Linked DNA regions of Homo sapiens: region 2 is linked to region 1. Evidence: read pairs that join two places in POLR2A ChIA-PET (ENCODE). Cell type or tissue: PC-9. All regions are shown on one strand. Links, peaks and the distances in the headings refer to the core of each region. The heading gives the core; the rest is flanking DNA. Region 1 has its middle 56 kb from the start of ZNF675. Region 2 holds the start of LOC105372334 (a long non-coding RNA gene).

Region 1 (16,267 bases), core at 4,646-12,645:
AGTCACGAAAGGGATAACATTGTTAGAATCCATTTACCAAAGTATTTGTGTTAGGCTTAGTAACAAGAACTCTAAACCAAATATCAGGGTCTACATACTATCTAAGGGTGAAAAAAAAAAACCCTTGTTTTAAAATTTCTCTTTATTTCTACGAAGTTAGAAAATTCAAAGCTAAAAATCTTATGTCAGGAATAAAAACAAGTATTGGGTGAGAGGGTGTTGGGCCTAATGGTGAAGATTGAAACTCATTATCAGGGAGTTCCTGATTGCATCTCACTGATACAAAGTGAAGAAGGTACTGAAATAGCGAAAAACAGTGATATAAATTGAGTACTTACATATAAAATACAATTTTTAATAAAAAGTAGCATTTAATGTACAGCTATAGATGAGAACTTTTGGTCAAATATTACCTGCCTTCAATAGAAATAAAAAAAATTATTTTGTATGTATTTTCTTTTTTTCTTTTTTCTTTTTTTCTTTTTTTTTTTTTTTTTTGAGACGGAGTCTCACTTTGTCACCCCGGCTGGAGTGCAGTGGCAATCTCGGCTCACTGCAACCTCCGCCACCTGAGTTCAATCGATTCTCCCATCTCAGCTGCACAAGTAGCTGGGACTACAGGTGCATGCCACAGCCCAGCTAACTTTTGTATTTTTTAGTAGAGACGGGGTTTCACCATGTTGGCCAGGCTGGTCTCAAGCTCCTGACCTTAAGTGATCCTCCCTTCTCAGCCTCCCAAAGTATTGAGATTATATTCTTGAGCCACCGCCCTCGGCCATAAAAAAAATTCTTTATTTTACCACAAGCATTTTATTATTGATGCATATGCTTATTTTGCTTAAAATACAGTATCTTTTGATGAAAGACTTATACTTTTCTTTCAGTGTGTTATTTATTGCTGAGAAGTGGCTGTCCGGCTAAGAAACTGCTATTCTCAGCAACAACCACATTGACTAATAGTGAATGGAAGTGATGTGTGGATAAGAAGCAAATGTGTCTTCTCTGCATCTCTTTTTTCATCCATTGGCTGAAGAACGAGAAAGATGTAGAGAGAAAATGAAAGAAGATGTAATTCCTAAAAAATGATGAAGTCCTCTTTTGGTTTTTTTGTTTGTTTTTTGGTTTTCCTTTTTTTTTTTTTTTTTTTTTTTGGGACTTAGTCTCGCTCTGTCACCCAGGCTGGAGATCTCGACTCACTGCAACCTCAGCCTCCCGGGTTCAAGCGATTTTCCTGCCTCAGCCTCGAGAGTAGCTGGGACTACAGGCTCTGTGCCACCGAGCCCAGCTACTTTTTGTATTTTTAGTAGGACAGGGTTTCACCGTGTTAGCTAGGATGGTCTCGATCTCCTGACCTTGTGATCTGCCTGCCTCAGCCTCCCAAAGTGCTGGGATTACAGGCGTGAACCACCGCGCCTGCCTTTGAAGTCCTCTTAACAACAACAAAAACTTACACAGGAGGCCGGGAGCAGTGGCTCATTCCTCTAATTCCAGCACTTTGGGAGGCCGAGGTGGGCAGATCACCTGAGGTCAGGGGTTCGAGACCAGCCTGGCCAACATGGCGAAACCCCGTCTCTACTAAAAATACAAAAATTAGCTGGGCGTGGTGGCACGTGTACCTGTAATCCCAGCTACTCGGGAGGCTGAGGCAGGAGAATCACTTGAAACCCGGAGGCAGAGGTTGCAGTGAGCCGAGATGGTGCCATTGCACTCCAGCCTGGGTAACAAGAGTGGAACTCTGTCTCAGGGAAAAATAAACTCACAGGAGATAGTGACATGAGTAGAAAATATACTATTTTGTGAATCATCTGAAATTGTAATATACAACCCAAACTGCTTTAACAAATATATTATTCCTTCAGTTCTGACTCATCAAGATATGATTCAATTGCCTGGTGAATCAAAGCTGAGATGATAATAACTTATTTTACTTAGCATAATGTCCTCGAGGTTCATCAATATTGTCGCAAATGACAATACTTTCTTCTTTTTAAGGGCTAAATAGCATTCTGTGGTGTAAATATACCACATTTTCTATATTCATTCACCTGTTGAAGAACACTTGGCTCATACAATATCTTAGCTACTGTGAGTAATCCTCTTTCTTCTTTTTTTAATTTGTTTTTATATCTCTTTTTTCTTTACTTTTTTAATTTCTAGAAGTATTTTAACTTTATTTATTTATTTATTTAGAGACGAAGTTTCGCTCTTGTTGCCCAGGCTGGAGTACAATAGTGCTAACTTTATTTATTTATTTACAGACGAAGTTTTGCTCTTGTTGCCCAGGCTGGAGTGCAATAGTGCGATCTCAGCTCACCACAACCTCCGCCTCCTGGGTTCAAGCGATTCTCCTGCCTCAGCCTCCCAAGTAGCTGGGATTACAGGCATGTGCCACCATGCCCGGCTAATTTTTGTATTTTTAGTAGAGACAGGGTTTCTCCATGTTGGTCAGGCTGGTCTCGAACTCCTGACCTCAGGTGATCCGCTCACCTCGGTCCCCTAAAGTGCTGGGATTACAGGCGTGAGCAACTGAGCCAGGCCATTTTAACTTTAAAATATAAATTGTGTCTTTTGACCAGGCCCGGTGGTTCACGCCTGTAATCCCAGCACTTTGGGAGGCCGAGGTGGGTGGATCACCTGAGGTCGGGAGCTCAACCTCCCGACCTGACACATGGAGAAACCCCGTCTCTACTAAAAATATAATTAGCTGGGCGTGGTGGGCGCCTGTAGTCCCAGCTACTCAGGAGGCTGAGGCAGAAGAATCACTTAAACCCGGGAAGCAGAGGTAGCGATGAGCTGAGATAGCGCCATTGCACTCCAGCCTGGGCAACAAGAGCGAAACTCAGTGTCAAAAAAAAAAGAAAAGAAAAGAAAAGAAAAGAAATAAAGAAACAAATAAATAAAAACTCTCTGCTCTGCTTAATCAGCGGTCACCTTATTTTCACACTTCAAAGGCATTTTAGCTGCCTGAAAAGCAGAGTTACAGTTCAAGTGCGTGTGCTGAGCTGGTCCTCAACAGTGTCAGTCTATTCAAATTCACACAGATGATCTTCTGGTAAAAATAGTGCAGTTCAACAGCATTACCACGGCAATGTGGAACACATGTAATAAAATAAAAGTTAGGCTGGGCACGGTGGCTCACGCCTGTAATCCCAGCACTTTGGGAGGCCGAGGTGGGCGGATCACTTGAGGTCGGGATTCAAGGCCAGCCTGACCAACATGGTGAGACCCCCGTCTCTACTAAAAATACAAAATATTAGCCAGGCATGGTGGCATGTGCCTGTAATCCCAGCTACTCGGGAGGCTGAGGTGGAAGAATAGCTTGAACCCAGGAAGTGGAGGTTGCAGTGGGCCAAGATCACGCCATCACACTCCAGCTTGGGCGACAGAGTGAGACTCCGTCTCAAAAAAAAAAAAAAAAATTCTCCACCACGGATGTGTTTTTTACTGTCATCATGAGTAAAAGATCAGTTTGAGAACAGGTAAAATCAAAATGCGCATGCTCTCTACAGAGAAATTTTCCTACTGCAGATAGCTTTGCTTGAATTACCTGAAATACAATGTAAATGATGGGGCTTATTGAGTTGACAATATGCAGTCACCATTACAGTCGCCATGGTTGCTGCATGCTGAGGACATGGTCACTTTCTTGACTACCTCTCCTATCTCAATAATACTTGTCTTTATTTATTCCTAACTACCAACTTTGAGATAAGATTCAACTGTTACATCATCATTGTCAACAGTGGGAAAATCAATTTTTTTTTTTTTTTTTGAGACAGAGTTGCTCTTGTTGCCCAGGCTGGAGTGCAGTGGCACGATCTCAGCTCACTGCCACCTCCACCTCCTGGGTTTAAGCAATTATCCTGCCTCAGCCTCCCGAGTAGCTGGGATTACAGGCATGTGCCACCACGTCTGTCTAATTTTGTACTTTTAGTATTTTTAGTAGAGACAAGGTTTCTCCATGCTGGCCAGGCTGGTCTCAAACTCCCGACCTCAGGTGATCCGCCCACCTCAGCCTCCCAAAGTGCTGGGATTACAGGCGTGAGCCACTGCACCTGGCCGGGAAAATCAAAATTTTAAAATCAAACATATTTGAGCTAGCTTTGGGTCATTAGCTGTGTGCCCAAGAGAAATTATTTTACATCCTTGGAGCTTCAATTTTCATTACTAGTAAAACATTCTATTTTTCACAGGGCTGCTTTAATTCACACCTGGTAGCTACAAGTCTTTTCACTGAAAGTCTTTTTTATATATGTATATTAAATATTTAACAATAAAAATAAAATTATTCATATTTAAAGATATTCTAATTGAGTGGGTATATTTTGTCATATTTAATGTATTTATCCTTTCTAAAAAATACCAAAATAAGAATTTTATTATTTTTCCTGGAATAACATATTAAGGGTGTCTACATTGTGACTTTGCTCATTTTTGCATATGGTTTTGACTGCTGCTGTTGAATTTAGGCTGAATTTTAAACCCACTGTTGTCTAGCTTGTGTGATTTTAGTTCATTTGGGGAACCAAATATATTAGACATGGATTGTTTGGGGTAACTTGGCTTCATTTCTACTGTCTTTCTGTTATTACATCTGAAGATTTAGAAATGACTAGGATTCAAATAAGGTTGATTTGGAATCAGGCACAGAAAATCCCAGAAAAGACTGTGGAAAATAGTTACTTGATAGTGCCTTTCAGTGAGATTTATACATGAAACAGAGTTCAATAAAATTATTGCAAGTTTGTTAAATTTCAAATCTAATTGCCTGTAACATATTAGGCGCTTGTCTTAGTTTGTCTATGGCATCGTAGCTTGGAGAAGCTGACATTACAGAAAGGATATTGCTACATTAATAAGATTAGGAACAAATACTAATGTGCTTGTAAACATTTGCCTTAATATTCTTTAGATACATGCCACTCTGGCTCAATTCTTTTGGTACAACTGTTTATGATTCCAGAGACTCCTTTCCACCAAATTCAAGTCACGGTGTTTTCAGCTTCTTATGTTTATTTTTACCCAGTAATCTTCATAGTTGACATTATGATGTTGGAATCCCCCAGGCAATCCCTGAGCCTTACAGCGACCATCCTACCTTATCCGTCTTGTTTCACATTCTCTGTTGTTGAGTCCCTCTCACCCCATATTGGAGCTTTAATGAGGCCTCAATGGTTTGGAGGAAACAGTGGAATGGATTGCCATATATGTTGAGTTGAGAACAAGGGTCCTCTTGAGGATAAACACTTTACATTTATTATTCATAGTACAAAGCAGTATTTTTAAGATGTGAACATGTTTCACTCAAATTAAATATGAATGATTTATCAGTATGACAATATAGTAAAATTAACTGCATCAAGTTCACCAAATGTTTCGCTTTGGACTCTCCAAACACAAAGATTCATATGTATGCATTGGTGGATGTTAGCTTTTTTTGGTGTAAGTTTTTGTTTGTTTTCATTTTTAAAGATTTTTGCCTACTTTATAGCTCATGTTAAGCTACAGAAAGCTTACGAAAAGCTTTATTTTATCAATTTTTTTAACCAAATGTTTAAATATTGAAAGTGACATTTTGGATTACTACTTTTCACTGATGTAGTTTGCATTTATTAGTACATTTCAGTTTTTCCTTATGTGGTGTAAGGTTTTAAAAATTCCTTCCAGGCCGGGTGCGGTGGCTCACGCCTTTGATCCCCGCAGTTTGGGAGGCGGAGGCGGGCGGGTAAACTAAGGTCAGGAGTTGAAGACCAGCCTGGCCAACATGGTGAAACCCCGTCTCTATTAAAAACATAAAAATTAGCCCGGCGCGGTGGCGCGCGTCTGTAGTCAGAGCTACTCGGGAGGTTAAGACAGGAGAACCACTTGAACCCAGGAGGTGGAAGTTTCAGTGAGCCGAGATTGCGCCACTGCACTCCAGCCTAGCGACAGAGCGAGACTCTGTCTCAAAAAAAAAAAAAAAAAAAAAAGCCGGGCATGATGGTGGGTGGCTGTAGTGCCAGCTATTCGGGAGGCTGAGGCAGGAGAATCACTTGAACCCGGGAAGTGGAGGTTGCAATGAGCCAAGATCGGGCCACTGCACTCCTGCCTGGCAACAGAGCGAGATTCAGTCTCAGGAAAAAAAAAAAAAAATCCTTCCAGTTGATTGTTTAGGTAACAGCAAAATCTGTTTTCTTAGACAGCAGCATAAGAATTATTGATATGCCACCTTTAGAGGTACTGGAAGCAACTGGATAAATGTGCTGAAATCTGCATTTATTTATAGGCTCATTAGAGGCTAAGTCATAGCAACATATGTTAGTTCCATTCAATTTTTTTTTGTCTAAATTTTGTCGAGCCACATCCATCTGTATATATAACTCTATCTTGGTAACAGCTTTTTTATTCTAAGCCAGAACTTGTTTTAACTGGTGGCTTCATTTTAAATGTGTCAGCTGTATTATAACACATTCGAATAAGTAATAGAAATTTTATTCAAAAAATATGGATAGAAAAGTCATACAGGCACACTGAAAATAAATTGGAATCTAGCACGTGACACTAATTAACAGGTGGAGCATATTAGACTAGACTAAAATCCCTGTAAACAATACCGAAAGACAGAATTTTTTAATTAAAAACATCTTCAGGCAGGCGTGGTGGCTCACGCCTGTAATCTCAGCACTTTGGGAGGCTGTGGCAGGTGGATCACCTGAGGTCAGGAGTTCAGACCAGCCTGGCCAACATGGAAAAACCCCGTTTCTACTAAAAATACAAAAAAAATTAGCCCGGCGTGGTGGTAGGCACCTGTAATCCCAGCTACTTGGGAGGCTGAGGCAGGAGAATCGCTTGAACCTGGGAGGCAGAGATTGCAGTGAGCTAAGATCGCACCATTGCACTCCAGCCGGGGCAACAAGAGGGAAACTCCGTCTAAAAAAAAAAAAAAAATTCAACAATTTAATAGGCCTATGAGATATTTATAAAATTGATTTGTTTACCCATCATCAATCAATATCAATTTAAACTAGAAAATTTTAAACACATCATACAAAAAATATAATTACTCAACTATCCCCTGACTTAATCTGATTAAAGCAAGACTTCTGGATATTTCAAAATGCTAAATTATTGGTGAAAAATATTCATCTTGAACAGCTCTTTTATATATATATTACTACTAAGTAAAACCTAATACTGATAGGTATGATTTATGAAATGTTTGTGAATGTCTATCACAGTAGTCAGAAAATCAAAAAATTATTTTAATCTGCTGTCTAAATAATTTTGATTTAAATATTTGGTATTTTAATTGAGTGGCAGCATATATGTGTGTGTATATATATATATACACTAATCACCATTTCTTTACTATTTTGCCATTTTATAAAATAAGCCTGAATTTGTGGAGACATTTTTTTAAAATCCTATCTTTTATTAAAAAAAAAAAAATTTAGGCCAGGAGCAGTGGCTCATGCCTGTAATCCCAGCACTTTGGGAGGCTGAGGCAGGTAGATCACCTGAGGTCAGGAGTTTGAGACCAGCCTGACTAACCTGGTGAAACCCAGTGTCTACTAAATACAAAAAATTAGTGGGCATGGTGGTGCATGCCTGTAATCCCAGCTACTAGGGTGGCTGAGGCAGGAGAATCACTTGAACCTGGGGAAGCGGAGGTTGCAGTGAGCCAATATTGCACCATTGCACTCCAGCCTAGGCAACAAGAGCGAAGCTCCATCTCAAGAAAAAAAAAAAAAAAAGACTCAGACATCAAAAAGTAAATATACTAAAGTCATAATATTACATAGTTTGCTAAACGCTACAGTAATTTGTAAAGTTTGTTTATGCATACCAATCTTAGATTATCTAAAACATAATAAAGTTTCTTTTTTATGTTATATTAAACATACAAAAGTCCAAAATATATCCAGACACACAAGAGCTGTGGCTGGCATTTTAAGAAACAAATAATTTAGCACTATACACTGTTCTGTATATATACAGATGAAAAACAAAACCTTGAAGTTTTCAAATCATAAACAGAAATATTATTTGTGAGTCTGAACCTCAAATATATAATACTAATACATACAGTTTACTCTGGCTCTAATACTTAGACCCTTTTTATCTATGGGTTCCACCTTCATGGAATCAGCCAACCATGTCTGGAAAATATTTGGGAAGAAATTCCCACAAAGTACCCAAAAGCAAAACTTAAAACCTCACCAAGTACTATGTTGCACTTATGCTAATGAAGTAATGCATAGGTATTATATTAGGTATTATAAATTAATATTAGGTATTATAAATAATTTAGAGATAATTTAAAGTATATAGTCGGATGTACATAGGTTATGTGCAAGCACTACACTATTTTATATCAGAAACTTGAGACTCCTTGGATTTTGGTATCCATGGAGGAGAGTAGGGTTGGTCCTGAAACCAATCCCCCTTGAATACCAAGGGGCGACTGTACTTCTAGACATCCATGTAATAATACGTCTCTGTTGGCATGATGTAAGGATCCAGTGGGATCATTTAGGTTAAGTAAGCACTGGGCCTGGCACATGAGAAGTCTTCACTACATGTTACCTACGGCTTCATGGCTTCCTTCTTTTTTTTTTTTTTTTTTTGAGACAGTGTCTTGCTCTATCGCCCAGACTGGAGTGCAGTGGTGTGATCTCAGCTTACTGCAACCTCTGCCTCCCAGGCTCAAGCAATTCTTGTGCCTCACCCTCTTGAGTAGCTGGGACTACAGGGGTGCATGCCTGGCTAATTTTTGTATTTTTAGTAGAGATGGTGTTTTGCTATGTTGGCCAGGCTGGTTTTGAACTCCTGACCTCAAGTGGCTGCTTGCCTTGGCCTCCCAAAGTACTGGGATTGCAAAAGTGAGCCATTGTGCCCGGCCCAGTTTACTCTTTTTAATTTAAAATATACTGTACTTTTGTGTTGGATCATCATGGAGGACAGGAGGCAGGACTAGATTGCATCTCCAGACAGAGCAGCTTGCTGAAGCTTGCATCGTGAATTTTAGCTCCATATCTACTGCAAGAACAAGCCAGAAATCCCAAGAGGACCCACAGACCCTCTGAAGAAAATGGACTGCTCCTGCAGGATCCAGGAGACTCTCCAAATACTGTGAGTGTCCAAACTGTAGAAGTAGGAAAGGGAGATTCTCCTCTCCTGAACACACACCCCCACTGGAGAAGCTAAAGGTCTGTTTATAGGAGAAGTTTCTGAATTTACATGGAACTGAGTCAATTTAGATAGCCAAGCGAAATATAGGGGTAGAGGAAGCAGCAGAAAGGCCTGGGAGCTCACTGAATCCCCTAGTGGGCCATTTTTGTCTGGCACCAAAGGGATCCATCAGGAGGGTGACCAGAGGAGCAGGAGGTAAAACTCCACAGGGAGAAGGAAATCTCTAGCTGAACTTTGTGACAATTTGAATGGGGCAAGAAGCTTCTCTCCTGTATCCACAGCTGAGAAGCCCTCTGTGGGTAGGGCACAAATCTGGTGTGCAGATTTCACAGGTGGGGGAAGAACCAAGCCCCTTTCTTTCACATTTGGGAGGTGGTTAGCTGGGGGCAAGTTTTCAAGCCCATCACACCCTCTGCCTGGAAGAAGGCTCGGGGCTGTTGCAGGGTACATGGTAGGAGGGAGACCAGCTCTTTGGTTTGTGTGGGAGCTGGCTGGGGCCTGTGACTGTCAGCCTTCCCCAACTTCCCTAACAACATACATGACTCAGCAGAGGCAGCCATAATCCTCCTAGGTACACAACTCCAGTGACCTGGGAATCTCACCCCCATACCCCACAGCAGCCACAGCAAGACCTGCCCAAGAGGAGTCTGAACTCAGGCACACCTATCCCCGCCCCCACCTGATGGTCCTTTTCTATCTACCCTGGTAGCAAAAGTCAAAGGACATATAATCTTGGGAGTTCTAGGGCTCCGCCTACTTCCGGTCCCCCTCTATATTACTACAGCTGATGCTTTTCTGGAAAGCACCACCTCCTGGCAGGAGACAAACCAGCACAAAACTAGAGCATTAAACCACCAAAACTGAAAACCTTCACAGAGTCTATTGCACCCCGCTGCCACCTGCACTAGAACAGGTGCTGGTATCCACAGCTGAGAAGCCTATAGATGGTTCACATCACAGGACTCTGTGCAGACAACTCCAGTACCAGCGCAGAGTCACATAGACTTGCTGGGTGGCTAGACCCAGAAGAGAGACAAAAATCTCTGCATTTTGGCACGTAGGGAGTCACATCCATAGGAAAAGGGGAAGAGTACTACAACACCCAGTGGGACAAAAGAACTGAAAACAGCCTTCAGCCCTGGACTTTCCCTCTGACAGAGCCTACCAAAATGAGAAGTCAGAAAACAAACCCTTGTAATATGGCAAAACAAGGCTCTTTAACACCCCCCAAAAAATCACACTAGTTCACCAGCAATGGATTCAAACCAAGAAGAAATCCCTAATTTACCTGAAGAATAACTCAGGAGGTTAATTATTAAGCTAATCAGGGAGAGGTCAGAGAAAGGTGAAGCCCAATGCAAGAAAATCCAAAAAAAATCATACAAGAAGTAAAGGGAGGAATATTCAAGGAAATTGATAGCTGAAAGAAAAAACAATAAAAAATTCAGGAAACTTTGGACACAATTTTAGAAATGTGAAATGCTCTGAAAAGTCTCCACAATAGAATTGAACAAGTAGAAGAAAAATTCAGGGCTCTAAGACAAGGTCTTTGAATTAACTCAATCCAACAAAGACAAAAATAAATAAATAAATAAGAATAAGAAAATATGAACAAAGTCTCCAAGAAGTCTGGAATTATGTTAAATGACCAAACAAGAATAATCAGTGCTGCTGAAGAAGAAGAGAAACCTAAAAGTTTGGAAAACATATTTAGGGGAATAATTGAGAAAAGCTTTCCTGGCCTTGCTAGAGACCTAGACATCCAAATGCAAGAAGCACAAAGAACACCTGGGAAATTCATCTCAAAAAGATTGTTGCTTAGGCACATTTTCATCAGGTTATCTAATGTTAAGATGAAGGAAAGAATATTAAGAGCTGTGAGACAAAAGCACCAGGTAACCTATAAAACAAAACCTATCAGATTAACAGCAGATTTCTCAGTAGAAACTCTACAAGCGAGAAGGGATTGAGGATCTATCTTCAGCCTTCTCGAACAAAGCAATTATCAGCCAAGAATTTTGTATCCAGCAAAATTAAGCTTCACATATGAAGAAAAGATAATAATTTTCAGACAAACAAATGCTGAATTTGCCATTATCAAGTCACCACTACAAAACAGCTAAAAGAGAGCTAAATCTTGAAACAAATTCTGAAAACATATCAAAACAGAACCTCTTTAAAGCGTAAATCTCACAGGACCTAAAAAACAAAAATACAATTTAAAAAACAAAAACAAACAAAGTATACAGACAACAAATAGCATGATGAATGGAATGGTGCCTCACATCTCAATACTAACACTGAATGTAAATAGACTAAATGCTCTACTTAAATGACACAGAATTGCAGAATGAATAAGCATTCCCCAACCAACCATCTGCTGCCTTCAAGAGACTCACCTAACACATAAGGACTCGCAAAAACTTAAGGTAAAGTGGTGGAAAAACATTTCATGCAAATGGACACCAAAAGCAAGCAGGAGTAGCTACTCTTAAATCAGACAAAACAAACTTTAAGGCAACAGCAGTTAAAAAAGACAAAGGACATTATATAATGATAAAAAGCCTTGTCCAGCAGGAAAATATCACAATTCTATACATATATGCACCTAACAGTGGAGATCCCAAATTGATAAAACAATTACTAATAGACCTAAGAAATGAGATAGACAGCAACACAATAATAGTGGGAGATTTTAATTCTCCACTGACAGCACTAGAAAGGTCACCTGGGTGTGGTGGCTCATGCCTGTAATCCCAGCACTTTGGGAGGCTAAGGCAGGCAGATCAGCTGAGGTCAGGAGTTCAAGACCAGCCTGATCAAGATGATGAAACCCTGTCTCTACAAAAGTAAAAAAATTAGCTGGGCATGATAGCAGGTACCGGTAATCCCAGCTACTTGGGAGGCTGAGGTGAGAGAATCACTTGAACTTGGGAGGTGGAGGTTGCAGTGAGCCAAGATCATGCCATTGCACTCTAGCCTGGGTGAGAGAGCAGATTTCATCTAAGAAAAAAAAAAGTCATCAAGACAGTATACAAAGAAACAATGTACTGAAACTATACACGGGAACAAATGTATCTCTCTCTCTCTCTCTCTCTATATATATATATAGATATATAGATATAGATATAGATATATAGATATATCTACCTGTGTCGAGGCATAGTGTTACACACTTTATTTCAATTATTTAATTTGATTTTAACAATGAGATGGATAATATCCTGCTCATTTTACAGATGAGACAATTGAGCCTTAAAGGTTAAACAAATGATTTCCTAAGCTCATTCAGCCAATAAACGGTAGGGGACTGCTTGACTCCAGCCCAGTTGATCCTCAAATCCATGATTTCTGCCACCATATTCACAGAAACAAGACAAGCTGAAAGTATAGCCTGACTCTTGAAACAGTCAAAGAATTGTGTACGTTTATGAAAGATATAGATATATAGATATCTATATATCTATCTATATACAGATAGATATCTATATATCTATCTATATACAGATAGATATCTATATATCTATCTATATACAGATAGATATCTATATATCTATCTATATACAGATAGATATATATATAGAGAGAGAACATTTCATCCAACAACCACAGAATATACATTCTATTCAAAAGTGCATGGAACTTTCACCAAGACAGACCATATGACAGGCCACATAATGAGCCTCGATAAATTTAAGAAAATTAAAATTCTATCAAGCACTCTCTCAGACCACAGCGGAATAAAACTGGAAATCAACTCCAAAAGGAACCCCCAAAATCACGCAAATACATGGAAATTGAATAACCTGCTCCTGAATGATTATTGGGTCAAAAATGAAATTAAGAGGAAAATTATAAAATTCTTCTAACTGAATGAAAAAGGGGACAAAATCTATCAAAACCTCCAGGACACAGCTAAGGTGGTGCAAAGAGGAATGCTTATAGCCCTAAATGCCTACATCAAAGTCTGAAAGAGCACAGACAATCTAAGGTCGCATCTCAAGGAAATAAAGGAACAAAAACAAACCAAACCCAAACCTAGCAGAAGAAAGGAAATAACCAATATCAGAGCAGAATTAAATAAAGTTGAAACAAAGAAAACAACACAAAAAATAAATTTAACAAAAAGCTGGTTCTTTGAAAAGATAAAGAAAACTGATAGACCATTAGCAAGATTAACCAAAAAAATAAGAGAGAAAAGCCAAATAAGCTCAACAAGGAATGAAACAAGATACAACTGACACCCCAGAAATACAAAAGATCATTCAAGGCTACTATGAACACTTTTATGTGCATAAACTAGAAAACCTGTAAGAGATGGATAAATTCCTGGAAAGATACAACCCTCCTAGCTTAAATCAGGAAGAATTAGATATCCTGAACAAACCAATAACAAGCAACAAGATTGAAATGATAATTAAAAAATTACAAACAAAAAAAAGTCCAGGACCAGACAGATTCACAGCAGAATTCTACCAGATATACAAAGAAGAGTTGGTACCAATCCTATTGACACTATTTCACAAGATGGAGAGAGAGAAAACCCTTCCTTGGGTTTTCCTTCATTCTATGAACCCAGTATCATTTTAATGCCAAAACCAGGAAAGGATATAACCAAAAACAAACAAACAAAAAACTACAGACCAATATCCCTGATGAAAATAGATGCTAAAATCCTTAACAAAATACTAGCTAACCGAATCTGACAACATATCAACAAAGCATGATCAAGTGGGTTTCATACCAGGGATGCAGGGTTGGTTTAACATTGCAAGTCAATAAATGTGATATACCACCTAAACAGAATTAAAAACAAAAAACACATGATCATCTCAATAGATGCAGAAAAAACATTTGACAAAATCCAGCATTGCTTTATGATTAAAACTCTCAGCAAAATAGGCATACAAGGAACATACCTCAATGTAATAAAAGCCATCTATGACAAACCCACAGCCAACATAATACTGCATGTGGAAGAGTTGAAACCATTTTCTCTGAGAACTGTAACAAGACAAGGATGCCCACTCTCACCACTCCTCTTCAACATAGTACTGGAAGTCCTAGCCAGAGCAATCAAACAAGAGAAATAAAGAGCATCCAAATCAGTAAAGAGGAAGGTCAAACTGTCACTGTTTGCTGATGATATAATTGTTTACTTAGAAAACCCTAAAGACTCCTCCAGAAAGCTTCTAGAACTGATAAAAGAATTCAGCAAAGTTTCCAGACACAAAATTAATGTACACAAATTAGTAGCTCTTCTGTATACCAACAGTGACCAAGCTGAGAATCAGATCAGGAACTCAACCCCTTTTACGATAGCTGCAAAAAAAATTAAATGCTTAGGAATATGTCTAACCAAGGAGGTGAAAGCTTTCTACAAAGAAAACTACAAAACACTGCTGAAAGAAATCATAGACAACACAAACAAATAGAATTACCTCCCATGCTCAGGGATGGGTAGAATCAATATTGTGAAAATGACCATACTGTCAAAAGCAATCTACAAATTCAATGCAATTCCCATCCAAATACCACTATGATTCTTCAGAGTTAGAAAAAACAATTCTAAACTTCATATTAAACTGAAAAACAGCTCATATAGCCAAAGCAAGACTAACTAAAAAGAACAAATCTGGAGGCATCACATTACCTGATTTCAAACTGTACTATAAGACGATAGTCACCAAAACAGCATGGTACTGGTATAAAAATAGGCACATAGACCAATGGAACAAAATAGAGAACCCAGAGATAAACCCAAATACTTACAGCCAACTGATCATCAACAAAACAAACAAAAACATTATATGGGGAAAGGATACCCTTTTCAACAAATTGTGCTGGGATAATTGGCTAGTCACATGTAGGAAAATAAAACTGGATCCTCACCTCGCCTCTCACCTTATACAAAAATCAGCTCAAGATGGATTAAGGACTTAAATCTAAGACTTGAAACTAGAACATTGAAAAAAACCCTTCTAGACATTGGCTTAGGCAGGACTTCATGACCAAGAACCCAAAAGCAAATGCAATAAAACAAAGATAAATTGCTGGGACTTAATTAAACTAAAGAGCCTTTGCATGGCAAAAGTAAAGTCAGCAGAGTAAACAGAAAACCCACAGAGTGGGAAAAATCTTTACAATCTACACATCTGACAAAGAACTAATATCCAAAATCTACAAAGAACTCAAAAAAAGCAACAAGAATAAAAAAGAAACAATCCTTCCAAAAAGTAGGCTAAGGACATGAATACACAATTATAAAAAGAAGACATATAAATGGCTAACAAACATATGGAAAAAATGCTCAACATCACTAATGATCAGGAAAATGCAAATCAAAACCACAATGTGATACCAACTTACTCCTGCAAGAATGGCCGTAATCAAGAAATCAAAAAATAGTAGATGTTGGCATGGATTCAATGAACAAAGAACACTTCTGTACTGTGGGTGGGAATGTAAACTAGTACAACCACTATGGAAATCAGGGTGGAGATTCCTTAAATAACTAAAAGTAGAACTACCATTTGATCCAGCAATTCCATAACTGGGTACCCAGAAAAAAAGAAGTCATTATGTGAAAAAGATACCTGCACATGCATGTTTATAGCAGTACAATTCACAATTGCAAAATCGTGCCCAAATGCCCATCAATTGAGTGGATTAAGAAACTGTGGTATACGTATAGGATGGGAATACTATCCAAGCCTTAAAAAGGAATGAACGAATGGCATTCTCAGCGACCTGGTTGAGATTGGAGACTATTATTCTAAGTGAAGTAACTCAGGAATGGAAAACCAAACATCATATGTTCTCACTAATAAGTGGAAGCTGTGTTGTAAGGATGCAAAGACATAAAAATAATATAATGGACTTTGGGGATACAGGGAGAAAGGGTAGAAAGGGGGTGAGGGATAAAAGACTACAAATAGGGTCCAGTGTATACTGCTCAGGTGATGGGTGCACCAGACTCTCACAAATCACCACTAAAGAACTTACTTATGTAACCAAACACCACCTGTTCCCCAATAACCTTTGGAAATAAAAACAATTTTTAAAAAATGTCACTCTCAGCACATGCAGTTTCAGC
Region 2 (16,267 bases), core at 2,734-10,733, 150 kb before region 1:
ATAGAGTCAGCTTGATCTCAAAAAAAAAAAAAATCATAGATTTAAATGTATACTGCTTATTTACCTCTGTGTATGTGTGTTGTTATTTTTAATAAAGACCTTTTTTTTTCAAAATAAATTTGATTGAATTTGAAGGTATAAGGGAATTTCAAATGAAACTTTAGCCTCTGGTGACGTTGCCATTGATGAATATGATGATAGACATCTTTTCAGTAGCCTTTCTACCTCATGGGATTGTTGTAAAGATAAATAAATGTTCCAGAAACTCAAAACCTACATATGGAATAAAGTGGTTTATTTTGAGATCAGGAAGTTTTGTGGGTATCCACTGTGGATTTCCTTTCCAGAATTTTGAATTTTTGAGTGATTTGCTTTGGGGAAGGGTGCTACTGGCCTTAAGTATACAGACACTAGAAATGCTGCTCAGCATATTACAATGCACAGGATAGCCACAAATGTCAGCAGAGCTGAAGTCAAGCAAGCCTGCTTGAGAGGTGTAGTAGTGGCCTTTATTGCATCCACAAGCACAGTGGGTGCATTCCCTGTATTGCATGTGCTATATTTAGAAATCTGAAATTCCATAAAGTAAGTAAGCTTTTATTTGCCTCTAAGATGCCATGGTTGGCAAGGTCAAAGTTTTACAAGAAGCTTGGGATTGAGGAAAACATTAAGTGGTATTCAGTGTATTTGAAAACTCCATAGTAAATAAGAGCTCTAGAACTCATCAGCTTCTTCAACAAATGAGATGCATTGGCTCTGTAAAGTTGTTTTGGTAGGTGGCTCCTACCTGAGTTATTTAGGAAATTCGCTCTGATGCTGTCATCTGCCAGTCTCCCTCATGTTTTCAGTTACGTGGAGTATATCTTTTAAAAAAATTCTTTGAACTAGCTCTTACTAGCTTGATAGTTAATGTTTTTGCATTCATAGTCTCCCTTATTTTAATTTCTCAAGTTTTTGCAAAATTCTTACATAACTATCTGCCCTTTTCATAGACTGGTGTTTCTGAGCCAGGTCTTCTGTCCACACATGTCGTCTTGAGAGAGTGGATGTTAGCCAGCTGCCCTGGCTGAGATGGATGGGGACAATACAGGGATGCAATAAAGGAGACAGTGATAATTTATATGATCTGGGACCCCAGGCCTCACACCAGAACTGTCTAGTATATGTTTAGCAAATAAGTGCCACTGATTTGACCTTTGTCCTGCCCTTCCACTTTCCACCCTACTACACAAGCAGGAAATATGCACGAGATAAGGCAGGAAGATGAGGAGACTGAATTCCAGAAAAGAAAGGGCTGCCTGCAGTAAGCAGACAGTTGCCTCCACAGTGGTCTGGGCTCCCACTTACCTTAGAGACATGTGCAACACTTGAGAATAGTTGTTTTAAAATTCTGAAATCAGTGGACAGACTGTAAGCATCCCATTGCAGTCAGTTGCCAGGTACCTGTTCTCTGCAGCAACCTTTCACCTCCCATACTTGGGAGTGAGTTCTGTTCCTGCAGAGTGCCCTGTGCATTCTGGTGCTTTTGTGCCCTCTCCTTTAACCTATAAACTGACAACTCTAACTCTACATTTTCACTTACAATTTTTCTGAAGCAGTAATCTTTTGTGATCCTGATCACACTACAAGTCCCTCACCCTGCAAGTACTTGTAAAAATGAAAGTAATGTCCATTCCTTCTGGAAGGTGATTGCCATGCACACAACCTACTAGGCCAGGAACATTACTGATGGCTGTCCTGATGCATGTCTCTCTCACCCCCATGTCCAATCAGTCACCAGGCTCTCCTCAAAACCATGCTTCAGTCACTGACTTTGGCTGTTTAATCACTTCTGACCTAAGGCCCTCATTGAGTCATAAGCACCTCTTAATTTTCTGCCACCAGTTTCTCTCTACTGCTGTTAATCTTCCAGCTTGCTGCCAGAGTCATCATCCTCAAAAACAAAAGCTGCTGTCATTGTTTGCCTGCCTAATAACATCTCTTGCCTCCCTGCTGTCTGCAAAAAGAAAAATCCAAACTCCTTCACTTGTTTTACGAAGACCCATATCTGCTTCCAAACCAAATTGCTAGTCTTGGCTCTTGTCTCTGTCTTCCACATCACTGACACACTGAATAATTCTTTACTGCCCCTGCTGTTGCATGGGTTGTTCTTTTTGTTGTGTCTCCATCCCCTTCCCCCAGCAAAGAATATTTACTCTTTACTCTTCGTTGAGACCCATCTCAAATAGTACCTTTTCTAGGGAGAATTAGGCCTTCTGTTCCTAATAACTTTTACCCTCGTCTATCAAGTCTGTCTGCTGTAATTTATCTGTTAACATGTTTCTCCTACCTCAAGGATATTTTTTCCATCTTCTGTACCTAGCACAATTGCATGGCTGATGCTCACTGACTACTGCATGTTGATTTACTTATTTTATTTTACTTGTTTGAGAGATGGAGTCTTGCTCTGTTGCCCAGGCTGGAGTGCAGTGGTGCAATGTAGGCTCACTACAGTCTCTGTCTCCCTGTTTCAAGCAATTCTCCTGCCTCAGCCTCCCCAGTAGCTCAGATTACAGGCACCCACCACCACGTCCAGCTAATTTTTATATTTTTAGTAGAGACAGGTTTCACCACATTGGTCAGGCTGGGAAATGAAGGGATGGGCCAAATTAAAGGAATAGGTTGGGCTAATTAACTGCAGCAGGAGCATGTCCTTAAGGCATAGATCACTCATGCTATTGTTTGTGGCTTAAGAATGCCTTTAAGTGGTTTTCTGCCCTGGGCGGGCCAGGTGCTCCTTGCCCTCATTCTGCTAAACACACAACCTTCCAGTGTGGGTGTTATGGCCATCATGAACATGTCACAGTGCTGCAGAGATTTTGTTTATGGCCAATTTCAGGGCCAGTTTATGGACAGATTTTGGGGGGCTTGTTCCCAAAAACTGTAAATGAAGTAATTAAAATGGCCAGCCAGGAGTGGCGGCTCATCTCTGTAATCCCAGCACTTTGGGAGGCTGAGGCAGGTGAATCACCTGAGGTCAGGACTTTGAGACTAGCCTGGGCAACATGCCACAACTGTATCTCTATAAAAAATTTTAAAAAATAGCTAGATGTAATGGTGCGCACCTATGGTCCTAGCTACTCGGGAGGCTGAGATAAAAAGATGGTTTGATCCTGGAAGGTGGAGGTTGCAGTGAGCCAAGATTGTTCCACTGCCCTCCAGCCTGGGTGACAGATTAAAACCCATTTCAAAAAGAAAATTAAGATAAAAATTAAAAATGTGTGGGAAAAAAGATGGAAAGACAAACACAATATAATAAAACCTGTGAGATAAAGCAAATATAATACTAAGAGGGCAGTTTACAGCCTAAATGACTGCATCAAAAAAGTAGAAAGCTTACATATTGAGCACCTGACATCACACACTCTTCAAGGAACTAGAAAATTAATAATAAACAAAATTCCAAGTTAGAAGAAAAAAATAACAAAAATCAGAACAGAACCAAATGAAATAGAGATGAAAAACAATAAAAATGATCAACAGAATAGAGTTGGTTTTCCAAAAAGACAAAATGGGTAAATTGCTAGGTAGATTAACCACAAACAGAATGAAAATCTAAATAAACAAAATCAGTTATGAAAGAAGACATTACAATGGATACAACAGTAATACAAAAGTTCACTAGAAATGATTATAAACATCTAGACACTAATAAACCTGAAAACCTAAAAAGAATGAATAAATTCATGAAAACATACAACCTCCCAAGATAGAGCCAGGAAGAAATAGAGTACCTGAACAAACCAGTAATGAGTAGCATGATTGAGTCAGTAATAAAAAGTATCTCGACAAAGAAAAGCTCAGGACTGGATAAACGCACAGCCAAATTCTACCAAATATACAAAGAATAATAATCCTCCTTAAACTCTTCCCAAAAATTGAAGATAATTAAATTCTCCCTAAGTCACTCTGAGGTCAGTATCACCCTGATACCAAAACTAGCCAAGGACACAACAAAGAAAACTATTATTATATTATTATTATAAAAAATAGACAAATGGGACACAAAAGAGTTTTTGCACAGTAAAAAAAAAAAAAAAAATCAACAGGATAAATAGGCAACCTACAGAATAAAAGAATATATTTGCAAACTATGGGCCAACATGAAACCAATATTCAGAATTTACAAATAACTCAAACAATTCAAAAATATCATAATAATAAGAAATCCCATTGAAAAATGAGCAAATACTACTAAGCATTTTTCAATAAAGACATACAAATAACCAACACGCATATAAAAAACATGCTCAATCTCAACTAAAAATAAAACTACGATTTGATTCAGAAACCTCATCATTGGGTATCTACTCAAAGAAAATTAGTTTATTACATGAAAATGATACCTAATATCACCTACAAATAGGCAACTGCAAATGAAAACAGTGATGAGGTATGACTTCAAATCTGTTAAAATTACTAATATCAAAAAGAAAAAATAGAGGCTGGGCACGGTGGCTCACGCCTGTCATCCCAGCACTTTGGGATGCCAAGGCGGGAGGATCACTTACGTTCGGAAATTCAAGACCAGCCTGACCAACATTGGGAAACACCATCTTTACTAAAAATACAAAATTAGCTGGTCATGGTGGCACATGCCTGTAATCCCAGCTACTCCAGAGGTTGAAGTGGGAGAATCTCTTGAACCCAGAGGAGAATCACTTGAACCCAGGAGGGGAAGATGGTGGTGAGCTGAGATCATGCCATTGTACTCCAGCCTGGGCAACAAGAGCAAAACTCTGCCTCAAACAAACAAACAAACAAACAAACAAAAACAAAAAGGAAAGAAAGAAAAGAAAAAATACAGAAATAGCAAGTAACATCTGTCATTGATGTTCCTGAGATTTCTGAAACAAATCTTAATGTCACCACTGCTCTCACACACTTCAGATATGATGGAAAAAGAAAACTTCAGAAATGATCTAACATGCACTTCCTCAAAATACTCAGAGATATTCTTATATCCCCCCTTGAAGCAATGGAAGAGGAGGCATATCATGCAGCACCTTATAAGCCATAAAGAGGACTTTAGCTCTCACGGTACCTTCAAAGGAAAATCACTAAATAGCAAGTAACGTCCATAGAGAATTTAATGGTATGGGACAAATGATGCTCCTATACAAAAGCTACAGAATAAAAAATGGCTTTTTAGGAAACATTTCCACTGAAGCAGAGCATCCCATACCACATTTTAAGGTCTGCAATTCTTTTTGACCTTTGTACCTCTCGTCTGTGTTATCTGCTTCATTCATGCTTACCTGCCTGAGTATTTGACCACTGTCTCATGTCTCTTCACATTCCAGGGGTCTTTTATTTGCTCAAGGCAGGAGATGCGATCAGGTTTAGAGACAGCAAGGCCTGTTTTGTTAGAAAAAAGTAACATAACTTGCTGAGATTCTACAGTTACCAACCTTGTACCATGTTCAGTAGAGAGGAGAAAATATGAAAGATTCTAGAAATTTAATTCCAAAATACTGTTTTCTGACAGAAACTTTTGAATATTTAGAACATATTTTACATTTCTGGGTCCTTAGCTCTACTATTCAATATTATTGAATTTAAAATTGGTGCTGGATATTGAATTTTAATATTTGGGCAAGAATATTTAATGCCACTGAATTTCTAGAATGACCATTAATCTAGAGTGAAGAATACAGATTAGCTCAAGAAAGGGGAAGTTTCCTGTTAAAACATCTTGAAGATTTTCTTTTCTGTTCCAGTAAACCTTCAAGTTTTCCTTAAAAGTGTTGATCTAAAAATAATTTGTGCAGAGGAAAAACTGCCAAAATCATTCTACAAAGGGAGAAAATAGAAGCCTTAGGGTGTATTAGAAAACCTGGGGAAAATGTATTGACACCGAGAGACCAGTTTTCGGCAGTTCTCTAACACTGCATCTCTGAACAAATTTCACTGAGCAGTATTCAGACATTCCACACCTCCTGAGAGAATTCTATGGCCACAGCCTTGAAAGTTAACATTTCCTAAAATAAACCCAAAGACCCACACATACTTAGCAAGTGGTCATAGGCAGAATTATTAATTTTACTCTAAGTGTTTGAGAGTTAAGAGAACTGGCTCTGTTTCACATAAGAGACTGGCATTATCCAATAAAATATTGTTCAATAGAGAAAGATTCTCTAATGTATTCCTTCATTCTGAGGAAAGAGGATGAAACAAGATCCACAAAACCAGTGTATGTATTATAGTTTTCTGAATGACACAGCATAATATTTATGGCAAAAACACAAGCATTTACAGTTTTGAGTGCCATATATACATTATACAGAGTAAGGTGTGTACAGTTCTCATATGGAGAAGTCACAGTAAGTTAGAAGTTACCTCTCGAATTTTAATGCATACATTAATAAACTGGAGATTTTGTTAAAATACGTATTCTAATTCAAGAGATCTGGGATGAGACCTGAGTTACTGTATTGCTAACAAACTCACCAATGATGTCAATGATTCTAGCTTAAGAAAAATACTCTGTAAAACATCTAGTAAGTGATAGAACCTGGGTTTTTTCCCCATGTATATGACCAGTAAACAAAGATGACAGCCTTCATTTTCCAAAGCAATGTATAAACAAAGAGAAACTATTAAGAAAAAGAGTGTAAGAAAAATGGATGTTCTGTGGTCAAAAATAGGCCATGGTAAACGTCTGGTTCAGCATGACTCAGTTAGTTTAGAGTGCAGGTGCACCATTCTACTTATTATGTAACCTGGTTGTATAAGCTCATACTTGGCTCTGATCCACTATTGAGTGAAAAGAGTACACAGACAGGTGGACAGGAGGGAGAGGGAGAGTAAAGCTGCTCACCCTGTACACAGGGCTCGTGCTCAGGCTTGTGCCTAGAGAGAAAAAAAAGCCATCTCAAAAATTCCCATAGTTCCTTGATTGTTTTTCCAGCAACCCACCACTCACCCACCCACTCCTGTTAGACCTCAGATTAGGCTGGAACCTGACACTTGGCATGATAGGGGAGCTTTCAGAGTAAATGTGATTGTTTATGCACATTAGTCACCTCTCCAAAATACCTATTAATAATACAGTTTTTAAAAAGAAACATTATAGTGAAGAAATTCTTCAGAAAACACGTTAACCAAGTTAATAAAATTAATGGGACAGATTGGTATCAGGTGCTGATACATATAGGAGGATGCAACATGACTCTGTGAGACTACTGGCCAAAAAACATAAATTATAATCTGAATCTAATCATGAAAAATGTGTTTTATGTAAAGTTCAAGCCACATATGTTGCCCATGTTTTGTAATTTCTAGTAGTGTATCTAAAAACTCTTTTAGCATTCTAGAAGGCAAATTTCTTTGAATTCATTCCTTTAAATATCTTTCTAAATTATTCCAGGCTATTAATTTCATCCTTTTAAAGTGTGCATTTAAAAATTATGTTCTTCATAGAGCTGATGGAGCCCTCCGATGGAACCCAAAAGGTGCGGTTTTCTCCCTCACTGATATCTGAGGACCCAGCACCATCCCCAATAAGAATGTTTTATATCCCCACCTGCCCAGGCTGATCTGTCAACAAAGGGAATACTCTCAATATTTCAGGGTATAAATTCAAGGTATTAGTTGTGATATGTAAGAAGCCTGGATGGAGAGAATAAAGATAAGGTTCTGATATATAGAAGTGAATTATTTTAATGAGGTCCTTTCACTGTCACGAGAAGACAAGAGAAATGTAGTTCAAATAATCTTGTTAGGCAAAAGCATCAGAAGTAGAAATGTAAATTATTGCAATTCTAAATACATGACATTCTAGAAGAAAATGTGGACAGAATTTTGACCTGGGACACACTTACCTGACAATCAACCATTTCTTCCTCTCTTCTCTGATTCCTTCTCAGGAGAGATTATCTGAACAAATCACCATTTCATCTTGAGACTGTGTCTTTAAAGGCATCAGGACAGACTCTCTGAAGGAAGCAGACTGCTCCTGCAGGACCCTGGAGACACCCCAAATACTGTGAGTGCCACAACTGCAGAAGTGGGAAAGGGAGATCCTCCTCTCCTAAACACACAACCCCACTGGAGAAGCTGAAAGTCTGTTTGTGGGAGAAGTTTCTAACTACCTGGAGCTGCGTCAAGTTAGAGAGCCAAGCTGAGTGAAATACAGGGGTGTAGGAGGCAACAAAGAGGCCCTGGGAGCTCGCTGAATCCCCAAGGAGCCCATTCCTGCCTAGCACCACAGGGATCCATCAAGGGGAGGACAGAGGAGCAGGGGGTAAAACTTCCAAGGGGAGAAGGACTTCCCTAGCTGAACTTTGTAACAATTTGAATGGGGCAAGAAGACTTATGGCCAGAACTTGGGGGAAGGCATGAATCCGGCTTGAAGACTTCACAGGCATGGAAGAACTAAAGCCCTTTTTTTTCCCGCAGCTGGGAGACAGAAAGCCTGGGGAAATTTTCAAGCCCAACTCGCCCTCCACCTGGAAACAGACTCAGGTCTGTTATGAAGGGCACAGTGAGAGTGAGACCAGCCCTTTCGTTTGCATGGGAGCTGAGTAAGGCCTGTGACTGCCAGCTTTCCCCCACTTCCCTGACACCCTGCATGACTCAGCAAAGACAGCCATAATCCTCCTAGGTACACAACTCCAGTGACCTGGGAATCTCACCCCCATCTGCCACAGCAGCTTCAGCAACAACCACCCAAGGAGACTCTGAACTCAGGCATGCCTAGCACCCCCCGCACCCATTGGTCTTTCCCTAAACACCATGGTAGCAGAAGAAAAAGGACATATAATCTTGGGAGTCCTGGGTTCCCACCCACTGCTAGTCCCTTTCAACAGTACTACAGCTGATGCTTTCTGGAAAGCACTATCTCCTGGCAGGAGGTCTACCAGCACAAAAATAAAGCATTAAACCACCAAAGCTAAGGACACCCATGGAGTCCATTGCACCCTTAGCCACCTCCACCAGAACAGGCACTGGTATCCATGGCTGAGAGACTCATAAACACTTCACATCACAGGACTCTGTGCAGACAACCCCAAGTATCAGTCTGGAGCTGGGAAGACTCATTGGGTGGCTAGATCCAGAAGAGAGACAACCAATCACTGTAGTTCAGCTCACAGGAAACCACATCCACAGGAAAAGGGGGAGAGTACTACATCAAGGGAACACCCTGAGGGATAAAAAAAAAAAATCTGAACAACAGTTTTCAGCTCTAGACCTTCCCTCTGAAAGGGACTACCCAAATGAGAAGGAACCAGAAAAGCAAACCAGGTTGTATGACAAAAGGAGGTTTGTCAACACCCCACAAAAAAAAAAAATCACACTAGCTCACTGGCAATGGATCCAAACCAAGAAGAAATCCCTGATTTATCTAAAAAAAGAATTCAGGAGGTTAGTTCTTAAGCTAATGATGGAGAGACAAGAGAAAGGTGAAGCCCAATGCAACAAAATAAAAAAAAAATCATATGAGAAGTGAAGGAAGAAATATTCAACAAAATATATAGCTTAAAGAAAAAAAAATCAAAAATTCAGGCAACTTTGCACAGACTTTTAGAAATACGAAATGCTCTGGAAAGTCTCAGCAGTAACAAGTAGAAGAAAGAAATTCAGAGTTCAAAGACAAGATATTTGAATTAACCAAATTCAACAAAGACAAATAAAAAAGAATAAGAAAATATGAACAAAGCCTCCAAGAAGTCTGGAATTATGTTAAATGACCAAACCTAAGAATAATTTGTGTTCCTGAGGAAGAAGACAATTCTAAAAGCTTGAAAAATATATTTGAGGGAATAATCAAGGAAAACTTCTCTGGCCTTGCTAGGGACCTAGACATGCAAATACAAGAAGCACAAAGAACACCTGGAAAATTCATTGCAAAGAGATCTTCGCCTAAGCACACTGTCATCAGCTTATCCAAAGTAAAGACAAAGGAAAGAATCTTAAGAGTTGTGAGACAGAAGCACCAGGTAACCTATAAAGGAAAACCTACCAGATTAACAGCAGACTACTTAGGAGAAACCATACAAACTAGAAGGGATTGGGGCCCCATCTTCAGCCTCCTCAAACAAAACAATTATGTGCCAAGAATTTTGCATCCAATGAAACTAAGCATCATATATGAAGGAAAGAAACAGTTGTATTTTTAGTAGAGAAGGGGGTATCTCCATGTTGATCAGGTTGGTCTCAAACTCCTGACCCCAGGTGATCCACCCGCCTTAGCCTCCCAAAGTGCTGGCATTATAGGAGTGAGTCACTGTGCCCAGCCCAGAAACTCTTTAAAGCATAAATCAAACAAGACTTATAAAATAAAAATACAAGTTAAAAAAAAATACCCGATGCAGTGGCTCACACCTGTAATTCCAGTAAGCACTTTGAGAGACTGAGGTGGGTGGATCACAAGGTCAGGAGTTCGAGACCACCCTATCTGATATGGTGACACCCTGTCTGTACTAAATATACAAAAATTAGCCCGGTGTAGTGGTGAGCACCTGTAGTACCAGCTACTCAGGAGGCTGAGGCAGGAGAATCACTTGAACCTGGAAGACGGATGTTGCAGTGAGCCAAGATCGAGCCACTGCACTCCACCATGGGTGACAGAGCAGACTCCATTCCAAAACAACAACAACAACAACAGCAACAACAAAACACCAAAGTATGCAGCCAACAAAGATCATGATGAATGCAATGGTACCTCATATTTCAATACTAACATTGAATGTAAATGACCTAAATGCTCCACTTAAAAGACACAGAACGGCAGAATGGATAAGAACTCACCAACTATCTGCCATCTTCAGGAGACTCACCTAACATAAAGACTCAAATAAAGTAAAGGGGTGTAAAAAGGCATTTCATGCAGATGGACACCAAATGTAAGCAGGGGTAGCTATGCTTATATCAGACAAAACAAACTTTAAAGCAACTGTGGTTAAAAGAGACAAAGAAGGACATTATATAACGGTAAATGGCCTGACCCAACAGGAAAACATCACAATCCTAAACATATATGCAATCCTAAATATACAAACATCACACTGGAGCTCCAAAATTTATAGAACAATTACTAATAGACAGAAGAAATGAGATAGACACCAACATCATAATAGTGGGGGACTTCAATACTCCACTGACAGCACTACACAGGTCATCAAGACAGAAAGTCAACAAAGAAACAATGAATTTAACTACACCTTGGAAAAAATGGACTAACAGATATACACAAAACATTTCATCCAACAACCATGGAACACACATTCTGCTCAATAGCGCATGGAACTTTCTCCAAGATAGATCATATGATAGGCCATAAGACAAGCCTCAATAAATTTAAGAAAATTGAAATTATTTCAAGCACTCTCTCAGACTACAGTGGAATAAAACTGGAAATCAACACACAAAGAAACTTTCAAAACCATGCAAAAACATGGAAATTCAGTAACCTGCTCCTGAATGAGCACTGGGGCAAAAACAAAATCAATATGGAAATTAAAAACTTTTCTAACTGAGTGACAATAATGACACAGCCTTTCAAAACCTCTGGGATACAGGAAAGGTGGTGCTAAGAGGAAAGTTCATAGCCCTAAGTGCCTACATCAGAAAGTCTGAAAGAGCAGAAACAGACAATCTAAGGTCATACCTCAAGAAACTAGAGAAAAGAGAAACAAGAACAAACCAAACCCAAACCCAGCAGAAAAAAAGGAAATAACCAAGATCAGAAAAGAACTAAATGAAATTGAAACAAAAAAAAATACAAAAGGTAAATGAATGAGACAAAAAGCTTCTCCTTAGGAAAAATACATAAAATTGATAGACCATTAGCAAGACTAAGAAAGAAAAAAAGAGAAAATCCAAATAACCTCACTGAGAAATGAAACAGGAGATATTATAACTGACACCACTGAAACACAAAAAAATCATTGAAGGCTAGTATAAACACCTTTACAAAAGAACTAGAAAACCTAGAAGAGATACTTAAATTCCTGGAAAAATACAACTCTCCTAGCTTAAATCAGGAGGAATTACATACCCTGAACAGACCAATAACAAGCAGGGAGATTAAAATGGTAATTTAAAAATCACCAACAAAAAAAAGTCCAGGACCAGAGAGGTTCGCAACAGAATTGTACCAGATATTCAAAGAATCAGTACTAATACAGAGAAAGAAGGAAATCTCTCTAATTCATCCTATGAAGCCAGCATCACCCTAATACCCAAACCAGGAAAAGACACAACCTAAAAAGAAAACTACAGACCAATATCATTGATAAACATTGATGCTAAAATCCTTAACAAAAAATTAGCTAATTAAATCCAACAACATGTCAAAAAGATAATTCACTGTGATCAAGTGGATTGCATACCAGGATGCAGGGATGGTTTAACACACACAGGTAAAACAATGTGATACACCACATAAATAGAATTTAAAACTAAAATCACAAGATCATCTCAATAGATTCAGAAAAAGCATTTGACAAAATCCAGCATCTTTTATGATTAAAACTCTCAGCAAAGTTGGCACACAAGGGACACAGCTTGATATAATAAAAGCTATCTATGACAAACCCACAGCCAACATAATACTGAATGGGGAAAAGTTGAAAGCATTCCCTCTGAGAACGGGAACAAGACAAGGATGCCCACTCTCACTACTCCTCTTCAACACAATCCTGGAAGTCCTAGCCAAAGCAATAAGACAGAAAATAAAGGGCATCCAAATCAGTAAACAAAAGGTCAAACTGCCTCTGTTTGCTGATGATATAATCATTTACCTTGAAAACCCTAAGGACTCCTGCAGAAAGCTCCTAGAACTGATAAAATAATTCAGCAAAGTTTCTGGATACAAGATTAACCTACACAAATAAGTAGCCCTTTTGTTCACCAACAGCAACCAAACGGAGAATTAAATCAAGAACTCAACCCCTTTTACAATAACTCAACAAAAATAAAATACTTAGGAACACACCTAATGAAGGACTCAAAAGACCTCTACAAGGAAAACTACAAAGCACTGTTGAAAGAAATAATAGATGACACAAATGGAAACACATCCCATGCTCATGGATGAGTAGAATCAATATTGTGAAAATGACCATACTGCCAAAAGCAATCTACAAATTCAACACAATCCCCATCAAAATACCACCATCATTCTGAAGATGGTGAGTTAGAAAAACAGAGTTGGAAAAAACAATTCTAACATTCATATGGAGCCCACATAGACAAAGGAAGGCTAAGCAAAAAAAAAAAAAAAAAAAAAAAAATGAAGGCACCACACTACCTGATTTCAAACTATACTGTAAGGCCATAGTCACCAAAACAGCATAGTACTGGTATAAAAACAGGCACATAGACCAATGGAACAGAGAACCCAGAAATAAACCCAAATAGTTGCAGCCAACTGATCTTCAACAAAGCAAACAAAAACATAAAGTGGGGAAAGAACACCCTTTTCAACAAATGGTGCTGGAATAATTGGCTAGCCACATGTAGGAGAATAAAACTGGATCCTCATCTCTCACCTTATACAAAAATCAACTCAAGATGACTTAAGAACTTAAACCTAAGACCTGAAACTGTATAAATTTTGGAAGATAACATTGGAAAAACCCTTCTAGGCATTGGCTAGGCAAAAATTTCATGACAAAAATCCAAAAGCAAATGCAGTAAAAACAAAGATAAATAGCTAAGACCTAATTAAATTAAAGAGCTTTTCACGGCAAAAGGAACAGTCAGCAGAGCAAACAGACAACTCACAGTGTGGGAGAAAATCTTAACAATCTATACATCTGACAAAGGACTAATATCCAGAATCTACAATGAACTCAAACAACTCAGTAAAAAAAAAATTCCCATAAAAAAGTGGGCTCTTGATTAGACAACTCTCAAAAGAAGATATACAAATGGCCAACAAACATAGATTTAAAAAAGCTCAACATCACTAATGATCAGGGAAATGCAAATCAAAACCACAATGTAATACCATCTTATTCCTGCAAGAATGGCCATAATCAAAAGATCAATAAACTGTAGATGTTGGCATGGATGAAGCAATCAGGAAACACTTCTACACTGCTGGTGGGAATGTAAACTAGTACAGCCACTATAGAAAAGAGTGTAGAGATTCCTTAAAGAACTAAAAGTAGAACTACCATTTAATCCCACCACTGGGTATCTACCCACAGGAAAAGAAGTCATTATTTGAAACATAGAACAATGAAACAGAGAACCCAAAAATAAACCCAAATACTGATTATAGAAAAACATACTTAAACATTCATGTTTCTAGGAGCACAATTCACAATTTCAAAATCGTGGAACCAAACAAAATGCCCATCAATCAACGAGTAGATAAAGAAGGTGTGGTGTGTATATGTGTGTGTATATATGTGTGTATATATATATATATGTTGGGATACTACTCAACCACAAAAAGGAATGAATTAACAGCATTTGCAATGACCTGGATGAGATTAGAGACTATTATTCTAAGTGAAGTAACTGAGGAATGGAAAACCGAACGCTGTGTGTCCTCGCTGATATGTGGGAGGTAAGCTATGAGGACACAAAGGCATAAGAATGATACAATAGACTTTGGGGACTTGGGGGGAAGAGTGGGAAAAAGGAGGGATAGAAGACAACATATATGGTGCAGTGTATACTGGTCAGCTGATGGGTCTATCAGGATCTCACAAATCACTAAAGAACTTACTCATCCAACCAAGTATCACCTGTACCCCATTAAATTATGGAACAATGAGATTTTAAAAAAAATTATTCTTATAATTACAGACTAGCTCACATAATGAATACTTCATAAACTATTACACAGGCTGGGCACAGTGGCTCATGCCTGTAATCCCAGCACTTTGGGAGGCCAAGGTGGGTGAATCACCTGAGGTCAGTAGTTTGAGACCAGCTTGACCAACCCTGTCTCTACTAAAAATATGAAACTTAGTTGGGCATGGTGGCAGGCACCTGTAATCCCAGGTACTTGGGAGGCTGAGGTAGAAGAATTGCTTGAAAATGTCATGCCAAGGTTGCAGTGAGCCAAGATAGCACCATTGCACTCCCGCCTGGGCTATACAGCAAGACTCCGTCTCAAAAAAAAAACAAAAAAAAACTATTAAACAAACAAACAAACAAAAATTATGGGTCTAACATGAGTAATAGTCAACTTAAAACAGAGAATTTTCATGGGGAGATTCTGAAGCATAAGCCAAGGATTATACAGTAATAAATTCAATACAAAGCAGACAGAATAGATTTGCTTTCAGCATTTTTGAGAATTTCTTTCTAGTAAATTAGACACCTTCTTAAAATGATTTATTTTGCTCCAAAATTGCTTTTTTCTGCTAAAAATAGTTTCAAACTTACAATAACACAAATACATTTACTCCAAAATTTATTTACACCTAAGATTTATCTTTAGACTAATAGATGTATATTTAACTCTGTAAATCAATACTAACAGTCCATATGTGCATGCAAGCAGAGGCCACATTTTACTTATGTTTCTACATAATTTTCATTATGACCATAAAAGTGATCCTGCAGTCAATAACAATTTAATTGTACATTTAAAAATAACTAAAACTAGTTAGTTATTTGAAGAAATGAATTGCTTGTAATACAAAGAATAAATGCTACAGGTAATGGATAACTATTTTCCTCTAATATGATTACATATTGCATGCCTGTATCAAAATATGCCATATATGGCATATGCATATACACATATTATGTATCCACAAAAATTAAGAAAAATAAATTTAAACGTGAAAATAAGAATAAAAGTTTCACCTATAGGAACAATATTCTGTAACTTATTGACAATTTAAAGCCACTGGCAAAAAAGATTACTAGAGATTTCAGTCCATTATCTTACCAAATAATATATTGTTACCATCTTTTACCTACACCCTTGAGTAAGGTGTAATAGGCTAAAGTTAGTGGCATAACACTTCAATGAATTCATGACAGTATTTAAACTGTTAAAAATGTTTAAATGGAAAGTTGACATAAAATTTATAATTTAAAAGTATAATTAATATTATTCCATAAAAGTACAATTAATAAGATAACATACTAACTTAAACAAAATTTAAAAGTTTTTCTTTCCTAATAATGCAGATTACTCTGAACACCTACCTCATACATCACTCAATGTTATAAGTTAACCACAAAGAGCCTCTCTACTTAAATTTTCATCATGAATCCTACATTATAATGTCCTTACCCTTCCATAGAAAAG

Evidence for each region. ChIA-PET counts read pairs that join two places held together with the same protein. Peaks named below come from ENCODE experiments on the same cell type or tissue, not always from the same donor. Only the 100,000 strongest peaks of a DNase experiment are listed, where the experiment ranks them.
Region 2: POLR2A ChIA-PET joins it to region 1 with 5 read pairs; 2 of 35 experiments call an interaction of 5 or more read pairs at or near these places.

What each region holds. Positions count from the first base shown.
Region 1 is chr19:23,623,175-23,639,441 of GRCh38, forward strand. No RefSeq gene overlaps it. Among named protein-coding and RNA genes, the nearest start is that of ZNF675, 56 kb to the right of the region's middle. In PC-9, for the core only: no CTCF peak of the experiment used is centred there; no DNase peak of the experiment used is centred there.
Region 2 is chr19:23,474,449-23,490,715 of GRCh38, forward strand. LOC105372334 (a long non-coding RNA gene) reads right to left here and starts at 15,020. Exons shown (of 3, transcript XR_936479.2): 1 at 14,992-15,020; 2 at 7,863-8,006; 3 at 581-5,397. It also overlaps the pseudogene ZNF725P. In PC-9, for the core only: no CTCF peak of the experiment used is centred there; a DNase peak (open chromatin) is centred at 6,783; H3K27ac peaks cover 3,604 bases.